Linked DNA regions of Homo sapiens: all the other regions are linked to region 3. A link is a contact called in ENCODE Hi-C or POLR2A ChIA-PET data. All regions are on one chromosome and are shown on one strand. The core of a region is the stretch at or near the end of the contact, and the rest is flanking DNA. Distances in the headings are between cores, read along the strand shown.

Region 1 (5,320 bases), core at 717-3,216, 230 kb after region 3:
AAATGTGAGGAGTGCTAAGGCCGTGGTTGGAGGATTTTTTTTTTTTTCTTGGTAAAGGGAGACAGTGGCTGCAGAAGGCACCAGCTGTCCCCACCTCTTTGCCATTGTTGAAACAAACTCGCAAATGGAAAGGACTTTGCAATGCAGAGTCTAAGGAGGGAAAATGAAAATATGACAGATACAAAGAACTGAATGCATTCTGAAATCTTAGGGGAATAAAAATATCTAGTATTGAGACAGCCCAAAGCTAAGAGTCTGCAAACTCAGAAACAGCAAGAAGCTTTTTCACAAGAAAAGGAAACTTAGTGCTCTAGGTACATAGAGGTGGAGAGGAGGGCCTGTGTGTTTTAATCTGTCACCCGATATCTTGTATAGCTGTAGGATTATGGAGTGATTCAGTTTCCTCTCTGTAGCAACATCCATGAAAATATCTATTTACTTACTGCCTCGGGAAAACATTCAAATTTATGATTTAATCAGCTTCAAAGTATTTCTGCTGAGTTTTGTTACTTTGTTTAACTTTTTTATTATGTGGTAGCTGGTGGATTGTAGGCATATTTAGCAGTTGGGAAATGTCTAAGGAAAGATTACCTTTGATAAAAAGCCAGTAGGAAGGGAATTGAAGGACGCAGAGTCGATGCCTGCAGTTTCTTGTTTTTGTTTCCCCAGCTCTGGAGTCAGACTGCATAGGTTTGCATCCTGACTCTTCAAGTTACCGTGTGACTTTGAGCAAACTTCTTAACTTTTCTGTGCCTCAGTTTCCTCTAAAATGTGATCATAGTTGTATTTACCTCAGAGATTGTCATGAGGATTAAATGAAATACTATATAAATGCTTAGAGCAGTATATCATCTTTCAGAAGAAAATTAAGTGTTACCGTTTGTAACTATCAGCTTCACAGACACTTAACTTCTTCTTTAATTTTCCCACTTAGAACCTAAAGTATATTTCTGTAAATGGGCACAACAGCTGGATCCCGACGTAATGACATTGATTTACGTTGTAAGTAACACACTACTGCCACCAGAGTATTTCTGGACAGTGTCTTGATAACTTTCGGTAATTTGGCTGTACCCTGTCATTCATTCCGTACATGTTTATTGAGCATCTATTATATGCTAGAAATGACATGAGCTATGGAAAATATGAACATGAAAAATAAAGAGCCCACAGATTAGTGACAAAGACAGAGAAGAAACAAATGCCTTCGATACAGTCTTTTGTACGTCAAAGTTTTTAGCCCTCTTGACAGTGGCTTGAGAGACCAGGTGTACAGACTTCTTTCGGGCTCAGGTCCTGCAAGTTGTGGGATGGGGGCCAGGATAATTTGCCACCAGCAAGCTTGGATTCAGCCACCTGCTGCTGCCCAGAATGCGATCCAACCTTTCCCAGTGAAAATGCAACCTTAGGAGTCAGGACCCAGGCAAGAGGGGGAGTGTGTAAAGACCTACACTGTATTCCACTAAGAACAAATAACTAATCACACAGCAGAACCTCTGGTATATAAACAAAGACATCCAGGCTGAACACAACCCCACCGGCGATATGTACCTCCGAGTGTACACCAGGGTATATAAAAAGTTATCCAAATGTCTGTTGCCTTTGACATTTGATCAATCACTATTGGAGTTTTCATCAACTTGTTCAGACTATATACCATGGATCTTTGCTGGGTGGATTAAGGTTTTGAATGTATTGCTTGTGTATTTCATCATGCAGTCAAAATCCACCTCCCACATAAGCCTGTTGTTGGATAGAGCTCCCAGTCATGAAAGTCTGTCCTCTTTTTCTCCCCTTCTATTTCTTGGTATTAATTTCAGCTTAATCAAGTCTTCTGGCCCTGTGATTCCAGGAACAGTTGGGTTCTGGCTAAAAGCAAAAGAGAAAACCGCCTGTTTCAGTCGCATAAGGTGATGTGGCAAGAACTTGTTTCTGAGGAATCCAAGATCTAGCCATTTTCAGCAGTGGTCATAGGGGACTGGAACGGGGGCGCCACCTGCAGGCTAAGGGGGAAAACACAGAGCGAGAAACTGAACCTTGCTTTAGGGGACAGGCATTTAAAGGCAAAGGAAATTCAGTCCCTCTGTGATAGACAGTAATGAACTCAGCAGGCTGTCTTGTAGATAAATATGCATGAGAATGCATCGTTGGAAGAGCTCTCACGTATTCCCTTCATTCCTGCCTTTTGGAGTTTCAGAATGTTTTACATTTTATGTTCATTTATATTTTTCTTTGTCAGAGTATGGAGATCCTAAAATCATCTGCCAGGGTATTTGCTGCTTCTTGGTACTGCTTGCTGCTCTTTTCAGAGAGAGCAGTGCCAGGTAAAATATTCTGCATTCTCATAAGAAGAGGTGAATGTCATTGCGTTCCCTGTTAATATGAGGCAGGGAAGGACGCTCTGGCCCGGAGCCGGAGTCCTCACACCACTTTGGTCTCTGTCCTTTCTAGCAGATCTAAATATCTACTCTGTCTACACCCTGTTTTTACAGAAACACCAGTGCTAGTCTAGAATGAAGGCAACATTGACAGCAGTGATGATCAAACGTTCGTTTTTCAATATGCCATGAAAAATAACTTGGTCCAAAATAAAATTCTGTCCTTATATTTCTATTTAGATGTATACCTCCCATAAAGGTAAAATGTTTTTCTCAGACGTAATTTCAGATTTTCTGTGTGCCCTACCAACAGATCAGGTTTCTCCTAAGTTTTTCAGTGGAAAATGTGATCGGCAAATGTATCAGCTGTTCCTCTGTTAGCTTTGTTGATTGATGCTTTTGAGGGGCAGAGTAGGTTTATTTGCTGATTTGTGCATTTTATCAGGTACAAAGGACATAGCAGATGTGGAAGATGCTTTTAAGAACTTCACCAAGAAGCTTGAGGGCCACCCTAAGGGAAGCTCCGCTCTCCTTCAACTGAAGCTCTCCAGGGACAATAGGAGCTGATGTTTTTGGAAGCGTCACACTGCTGGGGTCAGTGTTGCAGGTTCAGGAATGTCAGGATGCAGCCCTGTGTCTAGAGTACTCACAGCTAGGACAGGCGCACACATAACTATAATACCAAGCCAGCCTGCAGCAGCGCCATGGAGGGGCACACAGGGTGAAGAAGGGTGTCTTAGCTGGAATTGCTACAACAGAACGCTGTAGACTGGGCAGCTTCAATGTGGATGTGTATTTCTCACAGTTCTGGAGGGTGGAAGTTCCAGAGCAAGGTGGTGGCTGATTCACTTCCTGGTGAGGGCTCTCTTCCTGGTTTGCAGACGGCCTCCTTCTCACTGTGTTCTCACATGGTGGACAAAAAGAGGGCTCTGGCGTCTCTTCTTATAGGGACACTAATCGCATCCTGGGGGCCCCATTTGTTTGACATCATCTAACCTGATCGTCTCCCAAAGGCTCCATCTCCTAATACCATCATACTGGGGGTTAGGGTTTCGTGTGTATTTAGGGGTAGGGGAGACTAACATTCAGTCCATAACGGAGGGGAAGATTCAGCTGTAGGATTATCAGGCTCAGAGAATTAGACTCTATTATCTCCCCCGCCTACACACACACCCCTGTACTGATGAGAAAAGTAAAGCAGCGAAGGGGAGGGTACTGAGCTTAGCAGCAGCCAGCTTCATTGTCAGTTCCATACCTGGGAGAGCCTCAGAGCCCACCCTCTGTGAAAGGAGGGAGGCATGAGCATGTAAAAAATATATACTTCTCCATGGAAAAGATGGTTTTGACATTCCCGGAGGCATGGTACCTATTTCAGATCTCCTTAGAGTTTCTGTTAAGTGGGTGCCTCCCTTTTTTTTTTGGGATGGAGTTTTGCTCTTGTTGCCCAAGCTGGAGTGCAATGGCGCCACCTTGGCTCACTGCAACCTCTGCCTTCCAGGTTCAAGCGATTCTCCTGCCTCAGCCTCCTGAGTAGCTGGGATTACAAGCGCACGCCACCAGGCCCGGCTAATTTTTTGTATTTTTAGTAGTAACAGGGTTTCACCAAGTGAGTGCTGCTTTTAAGAAGTCAAATGATAGGCAACTTGTGGACGATGCCTTTAGTTTATCTAAGTCCTGTTTCAGCTTTGAGGTTTCCATGAGTTGCGTTTTACCCTGAGGTTGGTGAAGTGCAGCATTGGGTTAACTTTGCTCCCACGAATTCCAGGGGTGCCCATTGCTAACTGGCTTCTCACAGCAATGACATTTGAGGCCGGAATGGTCTCTCTGTCGGCACGGTACACAGTTGTTCACTGGTGGCTTATTGGTCAGATCAAAAACCAAAAAGAAACAGGGAGGGAATGCGGACTAGGATCCATGTTTGTAGAAATCTGAGCAGGGAGAAAGGAAGAAAGGAGGATTGGGGGACCCCTACATGTCCTCCCTTCAGTTGCAGATGTTTGTTAGGATGTGGTCAGATGTGGGGAAGGGCAGGTGGCCATGGAAGCAGGGCCCCCAACAAGTGGCATTCACCTGGATGGATGCCCCACAGCCCAGCATCTAGACTTCAGCTGGTTTGTCAACACACCAAGTGTGGATGCTTTTGTTGGAACAGAATCCCTCAACAGAGACAGAATGCCAGTATTATTGATTCATAATAAAATGTATAATTATCCAGTGGGCTCATGTTGGCTAAGTAGCATCGTCTTTCCCCTTTAGGGCAAAAATACTTAGAAAGGCAAACTGTAATCAGAAGATCGCTTGGATGGATGGGATCAGAGCAGGAGGAGGGAACGGGGTTATGTTGACAGCTGGTACCATCAGGCTGTGATAGCTGGTCTGGAACCCTCACCTCCACTGTAAGGACATCCCTGCCACAGCCCATGGTCACGGCATGTAGCCAGGACTCTGCTTTCCCAGTGGTCCTGTGGAGGGGCTGCTGACTTGGAAGGTGGTGGGCTTCTCTAAGTCTCTTATCCATGGTCACCCTGCTGACCGACCCCACCGTCACCCCCCACCCCCGTAGGCATAGACATATTATATCTTTAGAATATGAATCCAGACAACCGTCTACCTTCATACATGGCATAGTCCCCAAAACATGCACCCCTGTGCAAAATGGAACAGTACACTTACATGCTCCCAGCCCAGAGAGGTTTAAAAGTATATTTATATTTTTAATTATAATTTTAAAATAAAAAGTATATTTATATATTTATAAATAGGTGCATTAAGGCCAGGTGCGGTGGCTCACGCCTGTAATCCCAGCACTTTGGGGGGCCAAGGCAGGCGGATCACGAGGTCAGGAGTTAGAGACCAGCCTGGCCAACATGATGAAACCCTGTCTCACTAAAAATACAAAAAATTAGCTGGGCTTGGTGGCAGGTGCCTGTAATCTCATCTAC
Region 2 (5,372 bases), core at 169-2,668, 150 kb after region 3:
GGGATGCCCTGACCCTTTTGCAGTGGTTTGACTCTTTGAGGCCGTGGTCCGTGGAGTTTGAAACCTGCACAGAAAGAATATTTCCCGAGTCTGGCACCACCTGGCTTTAGTCAGAGGGATCACCTGAGCTGCTCCAGTCCTCTCTCAGCGGCTCCTGGGGAATTGGGAGGGGGGCTGAGGCATGCTGGTGAGATTCAGGGTGCACTGGCATCAGCTCACAGGAGTTTTTTCTGTCTCTTGAAGAGTGACTTTCAGTCCCATCCTGGGTAAGAACAGCTGTTTTGCATGTTGCTGAGTAATTTCTTTGCAGGTCCTTGTGTCCTAGCATCGTCCTTTCTCACCTGCCTTTATTCTGTTTCACGCTGCACAGTATGGAGTGTGCAGTGATTCATTGGGGAGAGAAGAAAATAAAACCAAAAAGCCCATCTGCTTTGTCAGGAGACACCTCCAAACACAGATGCTCCCTCATCCTCCTACAGCAGCTGTTTTCAGCCACACCTCTGGGCTCAAGCCATCCTCCTGCCTCTGCCCCCAAGTGATCATCCTGTTGTCCCACCCATTGTCCCGTAAGCAGGAGTTCAACAGGGACAGAGCGCGGGGTGGGAGGTGGCTGGAATCATCCCATGGCTTAGTGGTGTGGGGACTAAGGAACTATTGTTCCCTCTCCAGCTGGAGCTGCACATCCATTTTCTGCTGTCAGATGCCATCCATGTAGGAGATGCTCCTTCCAGACAGCCCCCCAGAGCCGCCTGGCTGACCTTCCACTCCCGGGCTGAGTGTCACTACGAGTCTTGACTTTCTCGTCATGCTGGTGTTTCACAACCTTGTAGCTAGAGTCCGGTGCAGCTTTTCTTCCTGCCGGCCCATCAGCTTTCGCTTCTCTCTGCCGCTGGGAGGCAACATCTCGGGGTTCTCCAAGGGGAGGTCTCACCTTGAATGAGTCTGGCATTTTGAGGTCATGATGGTGGCCGGGATTCTGCCCATGTTCAGTGGGACTTGGGTGGCAGCACAAGCAGATGAGGCTTGGTTTTGTTCCATTCTTTGTTTAGTTGCTCACTCATTCCTTCATTTGGCAGATGCCATATACTGTGCTGGAAGAGAGGATGCAGCCGTGACCCAGACAGACAAAGTCTCTGTTTTGATGGGGCGTATGTTGGAGAGTGGAGGGGCAGGGACAGTGGATGATCAACAAGATAATTTTGGAAGCTGATAGGAGCTGTGGGGAACATGAGAGAGGTTGATGTGGGGTGTGGTGGAGGAGGAGAGTTTGGGGGCTCGGGAGGCCTTCCTGTGGGTGGCATAGTGAGAGCCTGGGTATACCTGCCCCGTGGCTGCCCAGGTCTGACCCGGAATCCGGTTGTGTTGGATGGTACCACTGAGAATCGTCATTTCCTGGGACTTCCCATCCGCTTTTCTTGAGAAAGTCACTGCCCTTTTAAGTTGCTTGTTTGTTTTAGTAAACGTAGTCAATGAAGCAGTGAGTCAGTGCAAAACTGTTCAGATGTCACCGATGGGAATAGGTTAGATACAAAGTTGTGTTCATTCACCAATGGCTTGTTGAGTACCCCCTAAGCCCACGGCGCAGTGCAGGAGCTCTTAGATTCAAAGAACTCTGGTCTGGGGGAGGGTGGAGGTGTGAGGATTCCTTTAGAAGAGAGAAGGGACCCACGCCATCTTGCTGGGGGGGAAGAGGCCCTCTGCCTTTCAGATCTATCGGTTCATGGCTTTGCAAATATCAGTATTTGCTAAAAATGAGGCCTACAGATTTTAATGTGGCAAAACGGATTTTATTTCTGAATGTTAACCAAGTTGAGGTTAGGAGTAATGATCTGCAGTGCGAAAAGGGGGTTTTTATCTTATAATGATTAATTCTTTTCTTCCTTCCCTTCTAAAAAAAATGTGATTCCTGATAAAACCTGATGTTTCACTTTATATTTAAATGATACTCCATTGAGCATTTTATTAGTAACAATTCAGTACTTAAATTGCATATTTCAGTTATAAGAGACAATTCACTAGGCTTGCAAGAAAACTATCCTATTTAAAGTAGGAGAAATCTCCCTCTTGATTACTGTGGAGGTTTCTTCATCTAGACATTTTAAACACTTTCCAAACAGTCCTTGCAGTTTTTCTTTTGTATTGTGGCAAAATACACATAACATACAATTTACCATCTTAGGCATTTTTAAGTATCCAGTTCAGTGGCATTAAGTACATTTCACATTGTTATATGATCCTTACCACCATCTGTCTGCAGAGCTCTTTTCATCTTATAAAATACCCTTGGAGGTTTTCCAGTTTCTCTTGCTAGCAGGTATGTTTTAGTTAAGGCAATATACCAGGTTTAGTTAAGGTGCTATACCAGGTATTTTACACATAATCTGATTGAATTCTCACCATAATCCTCTAAGGGGCATATTATATATGTGGTTTTTGTTTTGTTTTGTTGAGACGGTATTTTGCTTTGTCACCTGGGCTAGAGTGCGGTGGCACGATCATAGCTCACCGCAGCCTTGACCTCTGGGGCTCAAGCGATCCTCCCACCTCAGCTTCCTGAGGAGCTGAGACTACAGGTGTGTGCCACCACACCAGGCTATTTTTTGTATTTTTTGTAGTGACGCAGTCTCACTCTGTTGCCCAGGCTGGCCTCAAACTCCTGGGATCAAGCGTTTCTCCCACCTCAGCCTCCCAAAGTGCTGGGATTGTAGGCCTGAGCCACTGTGCCTGGCCTTATATGCAGTTTTCGCCAATGAGGAAACAGACTGAGAGGGGTTGAATAACTTGTTTGAAGTTATACAGCCAGCAGATGTCGGAATGGGCATTTGGACCCAGCTTCCTCCAAAGCTGAGGCTTTTTCTGTTGTTCCACAGTGATTTTCAGTTAGAAGTTTTGATTCTGGCATCTTGCCTTCTGTCAGTAACTGTTTTCAGCACAGAACAGAATACTGTTCACATTTTCTCTGAATATTGGACATGCTTCCTGTGTACTTCAGTGTTCTTGCTCAGGAAATCTGAGGAGCCACCGAGCACCAAAAGAACAGGCATCTGTAAAAGCAACTCAGAATTAAGACCATACTTTTTATTTTTATTTTTTTGATACAGTCTCTCTCTCTCATCCAGGCTGGAGTACAGTGCCTTCATCTCAGCTCACTGCAACCTCCACCTCCCGGGCTCAAGCCATTCTCCTGCCACAGCCTCCCAAGTAGTTGGGATTATAGATGTGCACCACCATGCCCGGCTAATTGTTGTATTTTTAGTAGAGACGGGGTTTCACCATGTTGGCCAGGCTGATCTTGAACTCCTTGCCTCATGTGATCCACCCGCCTCAGCCTCCCAAAGTGCCGGGATTACAGGTGTGAGCCACTGCGCCACGTCCATACTTTATTTCTGAAGATAATTTGGAAACCTATATTTCTAAAATACGACTACTGTAGATACTTCTAGAACATTCTCCCTCTCTCGAAAGTCATGCGTTTGTTCTCAACTCTCACAGAAGGAAGTAGGTCCCTTCAGTGTTGCGATTACCTTCCTGCCTGTTGAAGACAGCCTCTGCGTCTTTCTTTAATGCAAACGCATGGACGTATGACATCCATTCACTTCTTTATCTCATCTGTGGCCAGCAGGGTGTATAGAGGCAGGTTGCAGAAATGCCAAATATTTCCCAAGGTCCCAGGCAGAATTCCTGGTGGTAGTGCTACTGGATTTGCTAATGTAAAGATGTCCTGATTTTGGGAGGGCGGGGGTGGGAAGTAAGCATACAATTGTGCAAATATTAGTAATCTCTTTTATTCTTAGAAGATACAGTCTGTTGAAGAACATGGTGAGGAATTGGCAGGAGAGCATCCGTGACTCCTTTAGCCTTTGTGAGGCTGTGGTGCTATATTGAGGCGGCTCACTCAGATGGGAACACCAACCATATGGTGGAGAAGGGAAGGAGACGTGTTCTTTCTCTAGTTTGGCATGCAAATGAGAAAGAAAGCGCTGCAGAGGCACAAGCTGGCTTCTCATCTCAGCAAGCAGAGGCAGGCCACCGATGTCCAGCCTTGTAGCCTCATCCTATCCACAGCCCGGCCCGGTAGCCTCATCCTATCCCCACCCTGACCTGTGCCTCTAGTGACCACAGGCAGCTGAATGGTGGAGGACGGGGGGATTCCGATATCCTTGTATTAGGAGGGGCCTCAGAGAAGGGGAGGCCATCTTCTGGGTTTGCTAGAAGCCCTCTCTCCACCCCAGTAACAACTCACTCTTTGACTGGAAGTACAATGAAAAGGGCTAGGGGGTGGGAGGGGCCAGGCTTCTAGCAGATGTTTCTGTTTGCCTCGTGTGCAGAACCACAGCTTCCACTGCCTGGCCCTCCCAGGTCTCTTTAGCAGCTGGGCGTGGTCTGGATAAAGTCCATACTCTAAGCCTGCTTGCTATTCACGCTAGCTGTTCTTTACTGTATCCCTCCACATCTACCCAGCCTCCGCCTCCTCTCCCCATCCTTTTATAATCATACCTCACTAAACCACCTGCTGTTCCCATTGCACTAAGCTCTCTACCACCTCGGGCCTTTTACAGAGGCTTTTCCCTCTGCATGGAGAACTCCGTTCCCGTCACCCCTCACTCTCTTTCCTTGGATAAATCCTGCTTGTTCTTCCTCTCCATCCGGAAGCCTTCCCTTGGCCCCCGACCCTGGCCAGCCTCCCCCTTTGTGAGCTCCTGCAGCACTGCACCCTCAGTTGGATGCCGCCTCAGAGTAGCCTGCTGGCTGGAGTCTCCTTAGACATCCTGAGGGTTTTAGTCATAGCCATAGCCCCAGAGTGCAATCGTGTCTGCTGCAGGGCTGGCCGATTGCATCCCACGTAGGCTGTGCAGCCCCACCTGTCTGCCCCTCATTTTGTATCACCAAATCTATAAATGTGGAAGAACAGTGGGAGTGAGCGAGGGGGTGAGGTTCCCCATCTTCCTCTGGGAGGGTGGAAAGGCGTTCACCTCCGTAGTCCCCGTTGGTGTCCCTCTCATCCCCCCACTTCTCTCCGCATCCTTGTCACAGTCAGCGGTGGCTCTGCCTGGCTTGCTGTCTTCCTTTCTCCTCTTGGAATGTCGTCTTCGTGAGGGCGGGAACCTCATTCCTCTGGTTCCTGCTTTGGCTTCAATACATAGCTCATTCCTGGGCCGTGGAAAGTGATCAGTATCCATTTGAATGTGTATGTGAATTCATTCAGTGGGCAGTGATGTACAGGACCTCCCGCCTCAGAAAGAGAAAGTCCCCTTTCTATTTTCCTGCTTTAGCAATATAGAGAAGCTTTTAAAAAGACCTAATCAGGCCGGGTGCAGTGGCTCACGCCTGTAATCCCAGCTCTTTGGGAGGCCAAAGCGGGTGGATCACCG
Region 3 (5,211 bases), core at 291-2,790:
CAGGTTTTGCCATGTTGGCCAGGCTGGTCTCAAACTGCTGACTTCAGGTGATTTACCCACTTCGGCCTCCCAAAGTGCTCCCAAAGGCATGAGCCACTGTGCTTGGCCTCCAGTTTTAATTTTCTTAATGAGCTGATTTTATAGCTGGTGACCCGGTGACTTCATGGGGGTGTGAGGTTGGTGCCCGCAGCCACAATCCTGGACTCGTAGAAGGCAGGCTTGGGTGGCGTTCCAAATGCTTCACTGCGCGCATCCAAGTGTCTGTCACCCATGAGCTTTGCAATAAGGAAGACATAAATATGCACCAGCTGGGCTCTGAGCTCCGGCTCAGCCTCCTCCCTGCTTTCAGCTTCCCACCGGGCATTGCAATCCCTGCTTCCGGCCCCGCCTGCTCTGCGGCTGGCAACACCAAGTCGCCATCTCTCTTCGTGTTTCACCTCCAGATACAGGAAAACGCGTGAACTCTGTGTTTGGAGGGAGGAGGGCCAATTACAGGAGATCCTGGGCTAAAACAGGAAGAAGAAACATGATTAAGGACTTTAAACAGGGATCACACAATCGTTCTTCTGCCTCCTTCCCTGCAGGAAGGCAGAGATCGGAGATGGAGAGCTGTCATTATCCTCCTTAATTATAGGAGAGAGCAGAAGTTCTTGGAAACACCAGCCAAGTCAGGGAGCCACTGGCAGCTGAGCTTACTTGTTCTTCCAAGATGGTGGAAGCCAGGCAGGGAAATAGCTGCGGGGAGGGTGAGCTCATTCACGGGGACCACTCAGCAGTGGAAGCGATGACGTCCCCTGGCCTCAGATGTGGAAAGTGTCTTCCAGGGGGCAGCTCGTGGAGGAGAGCCTAGCTTGTGGCTCTCTTGAGATGTTCTCCAGGTTTCTAACATGTGGCATGTGACTCCAGTGGAGAGGCCACTCTGCAGCTGCTCCTGTGGGCACAGTGACTCTGGGGGGGAGGGGGTGGGGCTGGGCTGGGCGTGTCATGGGAGGGCAGGTGTGATGACCAGGAAGCAGGGGTACCTCATGGTGTGCCCCGCAGAAATCTCTGCCCTTACTGGCTTCTTCCCTTCTCCTCCTACCCCAGGCCTTTTCTGTAATGTCACCGATTACCATCTGGTGTGGAAAGATTTGCTTTTCAGATTGGTGTGCTGAGCACAGCCGGACAGAGAGGAGGCTTTCGGGAAGGAAAGTCGCCTTCACGTCTTGCATGTTTTCACCGCTCCCCATACGGGTATTTCTAAGCAAGAATGCACACGGGCCTGAAATAGAATGCATTAGTAAGTGTAACCGAGAGGCGAAGTGTATTTTTAGCGAACATGGCTAAGGCAGATTATTACAGCGAGTGAGTGAGACCGAGCTAGGGGAGGAGGAGCTCCTGGGGTAGAGAGACGTGGCTGCCTCTCGGCTGTCCCTGGGGAGCAGAAGGACTGTGGCCAGTGGTGGCTCCTGGGATGGTCAGAGCTTCCTGGGGATTCTTTCTGGTTGTGGAGCTCCTCGTGCCCCCTGTCGTGGGGGAGGGAGTAGAAACAGGCAGCACAATGGTGGTGAAGCTTGGGCCCCAGGTTCAGTGGCGAGGTGGCCCCAGCTGCAAATGTGTCTGCTGCCACCTGCCTGTCCCAGGTGGAGGAGAGGGGAGGGCTGGTCACAGGGAGCCGGTGGGTCTGCAGGCTGCAGAGGCACTGCTCGTTGGGCCTGTAGGTGCTTTGGGAGTCCTGGAAGGGAGGGTGGGGCTTCGATTGTGACTACCAGATTGTGGCGTCTCTGCCACACCGCTCAAAACTCTAATTCAGCTTCTTTATCTGCAAACAGGAAATGTTAACGTTTTCTCGAGGAGTCATGAGTTCAAACAGGGTCACCGATAAGGGAGGGTTGGAACTTTCAGAAGAAAATTGCTAAATATGCCAAGATGTCATATTATTTTTTTCCCAGCATATTAACTAGGGCTTAAGACCTGATAGCCCTGTGAGTATGCGTCTGTCTCTTGTAGCAGCGCTGTTCGCTTAACAGAGCCAAATTCAGCCCAGAGTGAGTCTTTGGTGTCCATCCCAGGCTCTGGCTACCATGTCACCCAGACGGCCTGATTTGAAGGCAGTTTCCTTCCCAGGGACCACGGCAGAGTGCCACAAGATTAGCAGAGAGTCTCGTCTCCAGCTTGTTGACGTACGCTACAGGTCTTGGGATTTGCCAGCATCTTATAATTTTGTACAATAAATGAAGCACCCATGCAGTGCACACACACACGTACACATGCTATTAATTCTATGAGTCTTGGGACTTGCCAGTCTCTTTTTTTTTTTTTGAGACAGAGTCTCGCTCTGTCACCCAGGCTGGAGTACAGTGGCACGATCCCAGCTCACTGCAAGCTCCGCCTCCCAGGTTCTGGCCATTCTCCTGCCTCAGCCTCTGGAGTAGCTGGGACTACAGGTGCCCACCACCACACCTGGCTAATTTTTTGTATTTTTAGTAGAGATGGGGTTTCACTGTGTTAGCCAGGATGGTCTTGATCTCCTGACCTCGTGATCTGCCTGCCTCGGTCTCCCAAAGTGCTGGGACTACAGGCATGAGCCACTGCACCTGGCGGGGACTTGTCAGTCTCTTATAATTGCTTATGATAAATCATGCACCATGTACCCACGTGTGCATGTGTGCGCGTGCACACACACACACACACACACGTACAGACACTATTAGTTCTGTTTTTCTGGAGAACCCTAGTACAACTATCTGCTGAGTAAACTCCTTCTTTGTAGCCCAGCCAAAATGCCAGCTTCTCTGTTACAAGATTTTATAAAAAGGCAGCAATGAAGCAGAGCCGTGGAATTTGGGGTCTCTCTCAGTTTAATCTTTGTGTTACAGGCAGTGAGCCAGAGGCTTACAGCCCCGAGGGGCCCACTTTTAAAACATTTCATGCATTACCAGGCACTGTGGTTCATGCCTGTAGTCTCAGCTACTTGGGAGGCTGAGAAGGGAGGATCACTTGAGCCCAGGAGTTTGAGGCTGCAGTGAGCCATGATCGCACCACTACACCCCAGCGTGGGTGACAGAATGAGATCCTGTCTCTAAAAATGTAAAAATAAAAAAATTCACACATAAAACAAAACTGGGCAAAAGGAGAAATTTAGGAGCTAATTAAAAGAAAAAAAACACCTTTTATTTTAGGTTCAGGGGTACATGTGTAAGTTTGTGATATAGGTAAACTCATGTCATGGGGGTTTGTTGTACAGATTATTTCATCACCCAACTACTAAGCCTAGTAACCAATAGTGATTTCTTCTGATCCCCTTCCTCCTCCCATCCTCCACCCTGAAGGAGGCCCCGGTGTCAGCTGTCCCTCGCATTATGTTCATATGTTCTCATCATTTTAGGAGCTAAATTTTTTCATTAAAATAGGCTTCTCCTCAAGGTCTCTTTATCGGGTTTCCTCTTTTATATGGAAAATTTTGATTTATGTGAACTCTTCCAGGAATACATGGATTATTTCAAATGAACTACCCCACACTTCTTCCAGCCTCTAATTCATAAAATTGAGTGACCTTATTGATCAATTCACAAGGCTTATAATTTGATGACTTATTTCATGGACTGTCCTCTAACAGCTAACATGGACCTGGGAGTTGGCCTGTGGCAGAGACAGCCTGAGTTGATTTGTACTTTTGTTGATTTGAGTTTGATTTTATTGGGTTGACTCCAAAGTCATCCTTGAATCCTTTTCAAATCAATGCCTGCAGCGAGCTCAGCTCATCATTGCAATGCCACAGATCCCAGAAGAAAGGTGTCACGTAACTGGAATCACTTCTTGTGGATCCTACAAGGGGCTTTTGTCCTCAGAAAGATGCAGTCTGTTCTGAGGAGTCACTGGGACTGTGATTTTTCTGTCTGTTCTAACAGCAGAATGTTGGTTCTCTGTAGACCCTGAGGAGTATTCAGCAAATGTCAATATTAGCTGAAATGGGAAGTGTGGATTTGGGACAACAAATTACCTATAGCATAAAAATACCTATTTAATACATGCTTGTTAAATAGACATGGGTTCATGGCTCCTCCAGCCATGTTGAAATAAGCTTGGCATTTCAGGATCTCAACAGAGCAACTTCACTTGATGAACACAAGCCTGGGAAATACGAGGGTATTTCCTAAAGTGCCAGGAAACCTCTTTTCCAAGCTCCACTCCCTTCACAGCCATCATTCCCTCTAATTCTCCCAACCCCATTCACTCTAAGTAGAAGAGACTGCTAACAACTTGCTATTGTACTTCACAGAGTTGGAAGTCTGGGTCAAGTTTCCAGTGTTGACTGTTGAATGGGTGCAGATTTTTTTTTCTGAGGATGGAGGCCTTCCAAGCCCCCTGAAATCGCAGAGGTGGGTGCCCAAATCCCAGATGTGATGGTGGTTAACACTCAGTGCTTCCCCTGTGCACCCTGGATGAGTATAGTATGAGGAAATGACTATCTTTAGAGTGTCTTCTGCAGGGCACAAAATGAGGGGTTGATTCCATGGATCAACTCACTATGAACATAAGCAGTGACTCCAGTTAGTGCAGATGGCAGAGGAGATTTTCATGAATACAGACTGTCTCCCTCAGTGGTCCCCAACCTTTTTGGCACCAGGGACTGGTTTCATGGAAGACAAATGTTTCCGTGGACTGGGATGGGGGATGGTTTCGGGATGATTCAAGCACATGACATTTATTGTGCACTTTACTTCTGTTATTATTACATTGTAATATATAATATATAACGAGATAATTCTACAACTCACCATCATGTAGAGCCAGTGGGAGCCCTGAGCTTGTTTTCCTGTAACTAGACAGTCCCATCTGGAGGTGATGGGAGACAGTGACAGATCATCAGGCATTAGATTCTCATAAGGAGTGTGGAACCTAGATCCCTCGCGTGCGCAGTTCACAATAGGGTTCATACTCCCGTGAGAATCTAATGGCGCCGCTGATCTGACGGAGGCGGAGCTCAGGCGGTGATGCGAGGGATGGGGAGCGGCTGTAAATACAGATGAGGTTTCGCTCACTTGCCGTCCCCCTCCTGCTGTGCAGCCTTTTATTTATTTATGTATTTATTTTTTGACATGGAGTCTCGCTCTGAGGCCCAGGCTAGAGTGCAGTGGTGTGATCTCGGCTCACTGCAAGCTCCGCCTCCCAGGTTCATGCCATTCTCCTGCCTCAGTCTCCCGAGTAGCTGGGACTACTGGCGCCCGC
Region 4 (5,402 bases), core at 1,947-4,446, 160 kb before region 3:
AACCCATGATAGAATGCAATGGTGCAATCATGGCTCACTGTAGCCTCGAACTCCTGGGCTCAAGCAATTCTCTCATCTCAAGATGTTGAGAGTACAGGTGTGTGCCACCACATCTGACTAATTTAAAAATATATATATTTTATATATTGATATTGATAGAGACAGGATCTCACTATGTTGCCCAGACTGGTCTTGAATTCCTGGACTCAAGTGATCCTCCTGCCTTGGCCTCCCAAATTGTTGGGATTACAGGCATAAGCCACTGCACCTAGCCCAGATTTCTACCATAAGCGTGGATTGTATAATGCAGAGCATAAATAACAATCAAATAGGAAGAGGTAGCAACGTTTATTTTCACTAAACTGAAAAGCACTGCCTAAGTGCAATTTTATTATATTTATTGTTCTCTAATACAGACTCTAAGCCCATTATCAATCAATCCAAAAGCCTGTTATCTAGATAATTCTAGACAATGCAAAGTCCTTCATCTAAAATTGAAGCTCCTTGGAGATCAGGTCCCTGGTTACTTTCCCGTTCCTGTTATTTACCATAACAGGCTGGCCTCCTCCCGATTCCCTAAACACTTCTGAGTCTCCTCTGCTCCTTTTTTGTTTTTGTTTTTGAGATGGAGTCTTGCTCTTTTCGCCCGGGCTGGGCTCACTGCCACCTATACCTCCCCAGTTCGAGTGATTCTCCTGCCTCAGCCTCCCAAGTAGCTGGGATTACAGGTGTGCACAACCACGCCTGGCTAATTTTTGTATTTTTAGGAGAGATGAGGTTTCGCCATTTTGGGCAGGCTGGTCTCAAACTCCTGACCTCAGGTGACCCGCCTGCCTCAGCCTCCCAAAGTGCTGGGATTACAGGCAGGAACCACCATGCCCTGCCCCTCTGCTCCTTTGCATGTGCTGTTCTTTCCATCTGGAATTTTCTCAGTCCTTCTCCCTGTCCATCCAGGTCCCCAGGGGTTCAAATCAAGTCCTCTCTACTCTGAGAACATCTTCCCAGTCAAGCCTCTGAATTCCTACAAGCCTTTGTTATATTAAATAATTCTCTGTTATCTAACTTTCTCTGAAGGCATCTGTTTCTGCAACTGGATTGCAAGCACCTTGTCTAGTGTGATGCTTATATATAAGAGTAGTGTTAGTACACTGCAGGTGCTCAATAAATACTGCAGATTATCCTTTTTTTTTGAGATGGAGTCTCGCTCTGTCGCCCAGTCTGGAGTGCAATGGCGTGATCTTGGCTCACTGCAACCTCCGCCTCCCGGGTTCAAGCAATTCTCTGCCTCAGCCTCCCGAATAGCTGGGATTACAAGCGCCCGCCACCATGCCCGTCTAATTTTTTTGTATTTTTAGTAGAGACGGGGTTTCACCATGTTGGCCAGGATGGTCTTGAATTCCTGACCTCGTGATCCACCCACCTTGGCCTCCCAAAGTGCTGGAATTACAGATGTGAGCCACTGCACCTGACCAGATTAGCCCATTTCTAAGCTACTTGTGGCAACATGGTCCTCTATGCGTTTAGGAAACTGTTTTTTTTCTTTGCATGTTTCCCCTCACCCTCCCCAAACAAAGCCATTTAGAGACCAATGGACCAGACCTTGCGTAATCTCAGTGAGCCTGTGAGCATCCCAGATTGAACAGAAATTCAGCTGTAGACCTAGGAGATGTTTATTATCCTCCCTCCTTCTTTTGTTGCTTTTCACACACCTCTGTGCTCGAAAAGAGTCACCTGGTATATGAACTCTACACAGATGCTTGGACTCTTTTGTCCTTTTAACCTAGCAAGGGAAGGAGTTGTAAAGGATAAAGACTTCTTTTTATTACCTTTTAAAATAAATGAAATCGGCCGGGCATGGTGGCTTACGTCTGTAATCCCAGCACTTTGGGAGGCCGAGGCAGGCGGTTCACTTGAGGTCAGGAGTTCACGACCAGCTGGACCAACATGGTGAAACCCCGTCTCCACTAAAAATACAAAAATTAGCTGGGCGTGGTGGCATGCGCCTGTAGTCCCAGCTACTTGGGAGGCTGAGGCAGGAGAATTGCTTGAACCTGGGAGATGGCAGTTGCAGTGAGCTGAGATTGCACCACTGCACTCCAGCCTGGAAGACAGAGCAAGACTCTGTCTTAAAAAAAAAAAAATTAAAAAAAATAATAAAATGAAATAATCTTTCATTTTAGTTATGGAGTTTGAGGAAGAGTGAGGCCTTCCTTACAGAGCTGGGGCCAGCTGTGTTTATACTGAACATCAGGGCCAGGACCTAAGAATGGTGACAGGTGTGGGTGGCCACAAGGTATAGGCAAGAGGTCACAGACTCAGATACCTGCATGGCCAGACATGTAGCAAACTGGGCGGGTGTGAAACAGTAGCTGTGGGTGGGACCAGAGGTGGAAGTACATGATATTTAAGCTTCCTGAGCCCTTACTTGCTCAGGCCTCTGGAGGGACCCTAGCAATTCTGTATTTATAATTTCAATTTATTTTACTTAGAGAAGTCACTCCAACTAATATAAGCTTCAGGCCCGATAAAACCTATCTTTGCCCTTGGTGGAACTCTGGTACCCAACATGCCCTGGCCTAAGTTAAGTTGGATCATTTGGCCTCAAGTGATGACAGCTAATCAGAAGTGTTTCTAGGGCTTTTGGTTTTTCCAGAGCAGGAGGAGTCCAGATTTTTGTATGAAATCTCTGACATTTTAAATGTTGGTAACTTACAGCCAGGCACGGTGGCTCACACTGTAATCCCAGCACTTTGGGAGACTGAGGCATGTGGATCATTTGAGGTCTGGAGTTCAAGACCAGCCTGGGCAACATAGTGAAACCCCATCTTTACTACAAATACAAAAATTAGCTGGGCATGGTGGCACGTGCCTGCAATCCCAGTTACTTGGGAGGCTGAGGCAGGGGAATCACTTGAACCCAGGAGGTGGAGGTTGCAGTGAGCTGAGATTGTGCCACTGCACCCCAACCTGGGTGACAGAGTGAGACTCTGTCTCAAAAAAAAAAAAAAAAAAGTCGGTAACTTAAAACAAAAAACCACTGTGGCCAAACAAGTTGTGTGTATATATAGCAGGGAGTGAACTCGTGGACTGCCAATCTGTGACTTCTGGTTATTTGAGTTCAGAGGAATTACAGAATTGCCAAATTCTGTCATTTGGCTCCATGGCAGGGTCTACCTGCCCTGTGTCCTCTGCCCGTTAGAACATGTTTGGATAGGTCTCTGCCAGGGAGCTTTGATCTTTTCTGTGGCTGCAGCCAACAGCCAGACATCCTCTAAATGTCAGCCACTAGTCACAAGGACAGAAAGCCGACTGAGGGTGCGGGTGGACAAATTGGTGTAAATTCATTTCCACAGTCGGCAAAGCCAACCAAAGCACGTGGTCCACTGACAGTGATGTGGCAGCAAAGTCACTTGAACATGTGAAGACAAAGTGGGGTGGCTGTTGTTCTTCCCGGGCACTGATTAATCATGTAGGTGGGTAACTGTGTCGTGCTCCTCCGGAGGGCTGCAGCCAATGAGTTCAGGGGAGATTTATATAACTGCTCAGACGGAGAGGAAGTCACTTCCCTCTAGCTCCCAAATCCACTTGAGGCCACACACCCAGGCTTTCATAACTGCAGGCTTTCTACCTTGTGAACACTCCTCAGAAACTGCAAAGGGCCCCCAATTAAAGGAGTGACTTCTGTGTGTCATTTCATGTATAGAGCATGATGCTTCTTCTAAAGCTCCCGGGATGACAGGGGACATCAGATGGGGCCACAGGCTGGTATTTGGGGCAGAACGCAACTGTCAAGGATATTGGGGAGAAAGACGAGGCTGATAAGAACAAGGGATTTCGAGTGACAGCCTGTGGGCGTCCTTCCGTTGTCAGCTCAGATCGGCCATAAAGCTGCTTTGAGTGGCTGTGTTTCCATTGCTAATTAGCATGCCGTGGGAGCTGCTTTGCCATAGAGAGGTTTCAGGGCCTGCCGCATGGTTTTTTTTTTTTTTGAGACAGAGTCTCACTCTGTCGCCCAGGCTGGAATGCAGTGGCCCAATCTCGGCTCACTGCAACCTCCTGGGTTCAAGCAATTCTCCTGCCTCAGCCTCCCAAGTAGCTGGGATTACAGGTGCACACCACCACGCCTGGCTAATTTTTGTATTTTTAGTAGAGACGGGGTTTCACCATGTTGGCCAGGCTGGTCTCCAACTCCTGAACTCAAATGATCCGACCGCCTCGGCCTCCCACAGTGCTGGGATTCCAGGCGTGAGCCCTGATGCCCAGCCTGCTGCTTGGCTTCTAAGTAACTAGCAGGATCTGCGGTGGTGGTGAAGCGTGCTTTGCATAAGGCCAGAGCCTAGGGATCTGTTGTATAAACTCCACTTCTGCTTCTGACTGGGGGGGGCGCAATTGCAGAACATTTAAGAGAGCATCCCCCTTCCTGCCCCCCCATGCATGGACTGCTTCTGGAAAGGGCCTATCAGAACCCCCCCCCCCCCACAAAGGGGGCTATTTATTTATTTATTTATAGACGGAGTCTCGCTCTATTGCCCCAGCTGGAGTGCAGTGGCACAATCTCAGCTCACTGCAACCTCTGCCTCCCAGGTTCAAGCAATTCTCCTGCCTCAGCCTCCTTAGTAGCTGGGATTACAGGCGCACACCACCACGCCCAGCTAATTTTTTTTTTTTTTTTTTTGGTATTTTTAGTAGAGATGGGGTTTCACCATGTTAGCCAGGATGGTCTCTATCTCCTGACCTCATGATCCGCCCACCTTGGCCTCCTCTCGAAGTGCTGGGATTACAGGTGTGAGCCACTGTGCCCGGCCAATTTATTTATTTTTTTGAGACTGACTCTCACCCTTGCATCCAGGCTGGAGTGCAGTGGCAATATCTCAGCTCACCGCAACCTCCACCTCTCGGATTCAAGCGATTCTCCTGCCTCAGCCTCCCAAGTAGCTGGGACTACAGGCTCCCACCTTCTTGCCCAGCTAATTTTTGTATTTTTTAGTAGAGACTGGGTTTCACCATGTTGGCCAGGCTGGTCTCGAACTCCTGACCTCAAGTGATCCGCCTGCCTCAGCCTCCCAGTGTTCTGGGATTATAGGTGTGAGCCAGTGCGCCTGGCCAAAAAATCTATGTAGTTGCAGAAAAAGCTGCAGGTTGGGCATGGTGGCACACACTTGTAGTCCTGGCTACTTAGGAGGCTGAAGCAGGAGGATTACTTGAGCCTAGGAGTTCAAGTCCAGCCTGGGCAATATAGCTAGACCCCATCTCTTAAAAAAAATACAGAAGTTAGCCAGGCATGGTGGTGGGTGCCTATAGACCCAGCTAATTGGCAGGCTGAAGTGGGAGGATCCTTTGATCTCAGGAGGTTGAGGCTGCAGTGAGCTGTGATCATGCCACTGCACTCCAGCCTGGGCGAT

Evidence for each region. A loop is a pair of places that touch in the nucleus more often than their neighbours do. ChIA-PET counts read pairs that join two places held with the same protein, here RNA polymerase II (POLR2A). Pooled maps may share reads with other maps.
Region 1: a map of CD8-positive, alpha-beta T cell shows a loop between it and region 3 (23-fold over the local background). The contact joins two enhancer-like sites. A Hi-C loop is called at or near these places in 3 of 168 maps with a recorded cell type or tissue (CD8-positive, alpha-beta T cell, aorta and naive thymus-derived CD4-positive, alpha-beta T cell), 1 of 37 single-sample maps with no recorded cell type and 11 of 50 pooled maps. POLR2A ChIA-PET finds 5 or more read pairs at or near these places in 4 of 52 experiments (AG04449, AG04450, GM12878 and 1 more).
Region 2: a pooled map shows a loop between it and region 3 (2.8-fold over the local background). The contact joins two enhancer-like sites. A Hi-C loop is called at or near these places in 2 of 37 single-sample maps with no recorded cell type and 2 of 50 pooled maps. POLR2A ChIA-PET finds 5 or more read pairs at or near these places in 3 of 52 experiments (BJ, K562 and OCI-LY7).
Region 4: a pooled map shows a loop between it and region 3 (3-fold over the local background). The contact joins two enhancer-like sites. A Hi-C loop is called at or near these places in 2 of 50 pooled maps. POLR2A ChIA-PET finds 5 or more read pairs at or near these places in 5 of 52 experiments (GM12878, HCT116, OCI-LY7 and 2 more).

Annotation. Positions count from the first base shown.
Region 1 is chr10:12,709,290-12,714,609 of GRCh38, forward strand. The region is part of intron 3 of CAMK1D (calcium/calmodulin dependent protein kinase ID); the gene reads left to right. Among named protein-coding and RNA genes, the nearest start is that of MIR548Q, 13 kb to the right of the region's middle. Within about 2 kb of position 1,967, at least 9 of the 41 ENCODE cell types and tissues checked have a DNase peak (open chromatin) inside an H3K27ac peak, as active enhancers do; they include GM12878, where a contact is called at or near this core.
Region 2 is chr10:12,633,898-12,639,269 of GRCh38, forward strand. All of the region lies in intron 2 of CAMK1D (calcium/calmodulin dependent protein kinase ID), which reads left to right. Among named protein-coding and RNA genes, the nearest start is that of MIR4481, 17 kb to the right of the region's middle. RefSeq lists an enhancer at 4,833-5,333. Within about 2 kb of position 1,419, at least 2 of the 41 ENCODE cell types and tissues checked have a DNase peak (open chromatin) inside an H3K27ac peak, as active enhancers do.
Region 3 is chr10:12,483,876-12,489,086 of GRCh38, forward strand. The region is part of intron 1 of CAMK1D (calcium/calmodulin dependent protein kinase ID); the gene reads left to right. Among named protein-coding and RNA genes, the nearest start is that of MIR4480, 92 kb to the right of the region's middle. RefSeq lists enhancers at 1,184-1,233, 1,284-1,543. Within about 2 kb of position 1,541, at least 16 of the 41 ENCODE cell types and tissues checked have a DNase peak (open chromatin) inside an H3K27ac peak, as active enhancers do; they include GM12878, where a contact is called at or near this core.
Region 4 is chr10:12,319,500-12,324,901 of GRCh38, forward strand. No RefSeq gene overlaps it. Among named protein-coding and RNA genes, the nearest start is that of CAMK1D, 27 kb to the right of the region's middle. RefSeq lists enhancers at 3,524-4,024, 4,025-4,525. Within about 2 kb of position 3,197, at least 2 of the 41 ENCODE cell types and tissues checked have a DNase peak (open chromatin) inside an H3K27ac peak, as active enhancers do.